2 separate regions of the Homo sapiens genome follow, and region 1 is linked to region 2. The links are chromatin contacts, found by Hi-C or POLR2A ChIA-PET in ENCODE. All regions are on one chromosome and are shown on one strand. The core of a region is the stretch at or near the end of the contact, and the rest is flanking DNA. Distances in the headings are between cores, read along the strand shown.

The links. Hi-C counts contacts between places; a loop is a spot of excess contacts on that map. ChIA-PET counts read pairs that join two places held with the same protein, here RNA polymerase II (POLR2A).
Region 1: a loop to region 2 is called in a map with no recorded cell type, with 2.4 times the contacts of the local background. The contact joins two enhancer-like sites. A Hi-C loop is called at or near these places in 1 of 37 single-sample maps with no recorded cell type. POLR2A ChIA-PET finds 5 or more read pairs at or near these places in 1 of 52 experiments (activated CD4-positive, alpha-beta T cell).

What each region holds. Positions count from the first base shown.
Region 1 is chr9:95,855,750-95,858,719 of GRCh38, forward strand. The region is part of intron 1 of ERCC6L2-AS1 (ERCC6L2 antisense RNA 1); the gene reads right to left. Among named protein-coding and RNA genes, the nearest start is that of ERCC6L2, 18 kb to the right of the region's middle. Within about 2 kb of position 1,646, at least 3 of the 41 ENCODE cell types and tissues checked have a DNase peak (open chromatin) inside an H3K27ac peak, as active enhancers do.
Region 2 is chr9:94,804,480-94,807,525 of GRCh38, forward strand. All of the region lies in intron 5 of AOPEP (aminopeptidase O (putative)), which reads left to right. Among named protein-coding and RNA genes, the nearest start is that of MIR2278, 4.0 kb to the right of the region's middle. Within about 2 kb of position 1,277, at least 11 of the 41 ENCODE cell types and tissues checked have a DNase peak (open chromatin) inside an H3K27ac peak, as active enhancers do.

The DNA of each region.
Region 1 (2,970 bases), core at 396-2,895, 1.1 Mb after region 2:
AAATTGATGCTTTGCTAAGTTGACTTATAGAGGACTGGTTTTCAATCAATTGATTTCTGGCTAATTTACCTACAGCTGTGCCTGCTGCAGAATAGACATTTAGTAAATGTTTATTGAAAGAATGATAGGAAAAAGCTTGCATGTGAAACAAAATGCCAAGTATTGTATTGAGTTTTGTATCTGAGAGCAATAACTTAACTGGAAACTAATTTGGGTTTGTGGCTTATCTGCCTTTCTGATATTTGATCCCATCCAAAAACCATCTGCAGGTTTTTTAACTGCAAAGCCTCACAAGACCTATCTCTGGCCCAGTTTATCTCCTGGTGCCTTCCTTTCATCTTCAAAGCAGGCCCCAGGAACTCAGCTTTCTTTCCTCTCCAGCAACTCAGCCATCCTTTCTATCCCTTCAGATTTTGTTTCATACCACTGCATAATCTCCCTCATTTTGCATTTTCTTCTACATCTGTAGATAAGCACAGAAACCTAAAAAATTTAAGGATCTTATTCCTGATCTCTGAAAAGAAATAGGATAATGAAGTAACCAATCTGGTAGAAGTGAGTAAGGTTATAGAATCCTTCCATAATTAACAAGTTATCTGTTACTTGTCCCTTTCAAGATGGTAAATGGATCTAGGAGGATGAGACTTTTGTGTGTGCCTTTTTCTCTCCCCGCTAAATTATATGAATTAGTTTTATCTCTTTAGGATTTGCCAAAAAGCAAAGTGGTTATCATTATTGGTTAAACACATTGATATTTATTTATTTTAGCAAACATGAAAGCAATTGTTACAACAGGACTACAACAGTCAGCAGAACTGGGTCCCAGCTGGTGGTGACTCCAGAAAATAGTCAGGGTCCCACCTTGTGCCCACTCTTCCATACCTTTCCTGAATAGTCATCAGTGTTCTAGGTCTGGTATATGTTCCCTGAAAGGCAGCAAAGAAAGAGAGTACAGACTGTAGTGTCCCTGATAAGATCATATGTGGATCTCCTAATATCAATTTGGCTTGAATACAAGGACTACTTTCCTATTCCAAGGGCAGGGTAGAGGTACATACCTAGGACATGGAATGGCAGATGTCTGAAATATACATTGCAGACCACCACACTTCACTGAGGTGTTGCCCTCTGCATTTATTCCTGAGGGTGGAGTTCACTAAACCACTTTCCTTCTCACCCCATTTTTAGATACAATCAAGGTAGAATAATAGGTGTTTCCTAAACTCAAATTGGCAGTTTGCAGTTTCTAGGACATCAGCAATGAATGACACCCTTTTAGTGAACCCTGGCCCTTCCCCTTCCCCCTAGGAATGATGAACATAGTTCATGTCTTTACTAATCGTCTGTGACCCAAGCATCATACTGAGCACAACGTGTAAATATCAAGAAGACAGTGTTCAAGGGCAAGGCTTCAGTATATGAGGGGCAGCAGAAGTGATGGGGGGGAGGAGGAGTGGAAGACCAAGGCTGAGCCATTCCCCAGAGGGATCTTGTTACCAGGAACGTTGCCAAGGCAGGGGCTTTTGCAGCTGTGTAAAGAGCAGATTGGAGCAAGATAGAAGCCTGTTGTGAAAACTGGGGCCCAAGATCAGGGCTGGACAACATCAAGCATCTTTGCTGCTAGAGTGCCTAAGCGTTGAGTCACAGCAACTTAATCCCTCCTATTAATACCTGGTTTGATTCTAGAGACTGGGGTGAGGCTGAGTCCCCTATTGGCTGCCAGAATTTCAGCTGCAGGGAGACAAACTCCAGGAAATCTACAAGTTAGGCAAGAAGGATATGGGGAAACAGAGGTCAGTTTCCAGAGAATTAAACAACTGACATGAAAGACTTAAGGGCTGTTCCTGGTAAAGGAATCTTTACGTGTAGGAACTGGGCAAGGAGAAAAAGAGTCCAGTTGCATTCACATTCTCACCTGAGTGACAAGAGAAGGCAAGATAACTAAGCGGAACTTTTTTCATTCTGTTGCTTTCTAAATTTTCAAACTAAGTTTAAAGAACAATGAGACTAAGTCTGTAGGTCACGACAACCTGGCAACTTCAAGTTAGACCTCCATAATCATGAGTGTTTGCTCTCACCTATCAATACCATGCCATTCTGAGATTGCCAGACCAGCCTTCTTCCCAGCCCTGGCACCCAGGGCTCTGGCTCAGCTCTTTAATACCTACTTCCCTGTGCTGACCTGATGCAGGAACTGCTGGCCTTGCAGCTTGTCCAATGTCAGCCTAGCTCAAAACTGGGTCTTCATACCTACAGTCCAAAGAAGGTGTTGAACTTGCTAATCTAAAGGCATCAAAGGGCTGCAATATGTTGGAGTGGAAAGAGGAATAGAAACTTAATGAAGTTGCCAGAGAGCAACAAGAAACCAAGAACAGGCAGAGCTTAATTTTAGGCTCCAGGGATTTTCCCAGACTTATTTTCACTGTTTCTTAGGGCTCCAATTTTCTAAGTCCTTTATTCTTCAGTCAAATGAAGTACAAGGAAATGTGAGAACTCTAGATGAGTCCCTGAAGTCATTGATACTAATCAAATGACCCTGGCAGCTCAGATCAGCAGGCACTTTGGGAGCATCAGCAATGACCCCTGTGTCCTTGGGATGTCACTCTCCTGCTATAAAGTCTTCAGTGGATCTCTACTGCCTTGGAATAACTGGACTCTCTAGCCTCACCTTTAAAATCTTCCAGGAACCCTTTCTCTCACTAATCCCCTTCAGGCGCAAATACTCCAGCAAAACTTAATCACTGGTTTTTCACACTTGACATGAACTTTTTCCATTTTCTGACTTTTCTCAAAGTTTACCTTGTGTAGAATAATATTTTATCTAACTGACACATCTAAATATAACTATTCTTCAATGCCAGCTAAAAGCTTATCTCTTCCAGAATGCCTTCTTTCTGATTACACTAATCTCTGATCACACCTACATTTACTTGACTTATATTACTCAGCATGTTTTTACTATAAAGTAAA
Region 2 (3,046 bases), core at 27-2,526:
CTCAGCTGTTCACATGCATCTTCACCCTTCATCCCACTGGGAAAATTGAGGGGAAAAAAATGACTATAGTGTGGCCGATGACAGGTGACAGATTGTTTGAGCTTTTCCCCACCTGTTCTATACCAGATAATCTTGATAATTTGGTTATTGTTTATTTATTCTTGCAATAAATATTTATCAAGCGTATACTGTGTGCCAGATAGTACTTACGATGCAAAGCCTACAAGGGTGAACGAGATAGAGGAGGCCTCTGTCCTTATGAAATGGACATTCTAGTCAGGGGAGAAAATTAGTGTACGTGAAACAAGTAATTAAGATGTATGCTATGAAGAAAATAAAATCAAGTAAGTGTCACAGTGGGAGAATCAATAGCATCGTTAGGGTGAGAGGGAAAAGCTTCCTTAAAGGGTGACATTTGGGCTAAGACTGAAGAATAAAAAGGAATCAGCTTTGTGACCATCTGGTGGAAAAGCACTCCGGTCCACAGGCCTCAAGGTGGGAACCACTCTCATGGGTTGGAGGAGTAGAATGAAGGCCAGGATGGTGGCAGGTCAGTGAGGTCTTAAAATGGCTTTCCTTAGCCCCGTTCTTAGTGAGCTTGGGTGCCAGGAGCAAGTGAGTCACTAAGAAATGGCAAGATTAAGTCAGGTCCATCATTCTAGGCAGACGGGTTATGGGAAGAGATCAAATTTTTTTTTTTTTTTCTTGGGACCGTAGATACCTATACCATCTCCCGACTGGCTAATGAGAACCTGATTGGCTTAGCAGCTGCTGTTCTTGAGCAGAATTCTCCATGGCTGAAGCTATCAGAACACCTGGCACCCAGACGGGCAACCGTCCCTTTGTAGAGAAGGGAGAAGTCTCAGATCACCACGTTTTCTTCCCCTGGCAGCTGTTGATTGATTCTTTGCAAGGGTTTTTGACATCGTTGGTCACAGAGAGGGAAGCTGTGTCTCATCCTAGTTTTATTTGCTCATCCTAGTTTGAAAGGTTTTTTGTTTTTTGTTTTTTGTTTTTTTTTTTAAAAAAAGCAACAACAACTGAATGAAAATAGGATTGACAATTAAAGACCATAGAAAAAATTATCAATTATTAAAATCTTCACAACATGCTTCACTATGAGGAAAAACTATAAAGCTCCCTATTACACAAGGCTTATTCTTAAAAGGTTTGATTGTGCAATAAAAGACTTCTGAATGTTTATACTAGTTCCTGACTATTGCATGCACAATTTTCTTAAGTACCTCAATTTGCAAATAAACGGTATGCACGTACATGCCCAAGAATGAATGTAACCAGCCTTTTCCTCCACTCCCTCCTCCCGGGTTAGACAGGGTGTTGTCCTGTTTATTCTTATCTCCCAGCCAATGTGTAATAGAATAAGCAAAACATAACATGCTGGTACAAAGGGCCTGTTGTTTTCAGCTTTCTAATTATGCTCCTTTCTGCTGGGGAAGGAAGCAGTCATAAATTTCTGTCATTATCTTAAGTAGCAAGGTTTCACAGCTTTGAGAATTTTTCTTTGTTTGTTCTTTGTTGGCTTTACTTGAATTTTTGATCCCTCAAACCAAAACCACCCTACTTTTAAACAATCCTTCTTTAGATTTCAGGGGATGTGACCCCCTGATTTCAAGGCAAGATGCAGCCATAGTGATTCTTTGCCTCAGGAATCAGATTTTGAGCCTTAAATTAGTATGCCTTTGAATTCACCATGGCTGCCAACTTCTCTACTTTCTCCGATGTGCTGCATATTTTTGTTTTGTGTGTGGGTTTTGTTTCTTGTTATTGTTGTCGTTTCTTTCTCAGATTTTAATAAATTCTCAATTTTCTTTCTGCATGGATTGTTTTTTAAAAAGATGTTGAATGGGCATTTCTTTCCCCTGTTGTGTGGTATAACTCTTCTCTGCTTTTTCAAACAGGTGGGTGTGAATGATAGAAAGCAGCTCATACCATCCTTTTTTTCTGTAAAATTTTAATCCCTTGTTTACTGGCAACCCTGCTGTTGCTGTAGAGATGAACAAACAGAATGAGTTGTGAGCTGTGAGGCACATGCAAGGTGATTTATGCCCATGTGTGCTTCCCCTTTGTTGCTTTCTTTGTGTTCACTTTCTCCATTTTCTCTTTTATTTCAATTATCCTTCTTGAGAAAATTATTTGACTTTATTTGCGTCCTATGTTATAGGTAGGGGCTTTCCCCTTCTAATGTGTTCTGGTTCTTTCATTTTTGTGTTCCTGAAATAGTAACTGGTATTCATAAAGTGATGTTCTTCTGGGACCCTGAAAGCCCTTGGCCAGGATTATTTTGTTCGTCTTGACAATACCACTTTGTACTAAGCAAGGTAGGTAGTGAGAATGTGTGTGTATGTTCCATTTTTTACAGAGCGGGTATTAAGAGGATATATAATGTCCCAAAGTCACTTAGAAGCAGGAAGTCAGGGAGACAAGTAAAATGGCCTCATCTTGTGATGGCTGTCAAGAGTCTGGTGGTCCAGACTTAGGCAAGGCTGATGTGTAACTGTTTCTAAGGCAGTGAGTGCTTGATTTAGGGTCTCCACACAGAAACCATACTGACCCTGTGAGTGAAGATATCATTGAAGATCAGCATTCACTGTGGGCTGGCTTTGAGGCAGCCATAGAATCTGGATACCAGGCAAATTCCTGGATCACATGAGTTCTTGGGGGCCAGGCTCTCTCTCTTCTGTTGGAGCAACAGGCAGAGTGAACTCACAGCTTTTGGGTTAACTAGAATCTTCTTTTTGCCATTAAACAGCTGTGTTGCTTGTCAGATCGAGAAGTAGCATCTTATCATCATTATACCATGATTCTTCACCCTCTGAAAGATTATGCTTAAGTGTTTGGTTTTCTTTGAACTGTTCTCCCCACACAAAGACTGACAGTCCTACCTTCAGAGAACACTGCTGGGGCCATCCTTCAAGAGAAATTGTCAGGCCTTTGAAAGGCCTTCCTGAAGCAATCATTCCTCTACCTGCGTTTGTAATCTCTCTATTGATGTCATCCTAGGTTCCTAATGTCTTCCAGTCCTTGA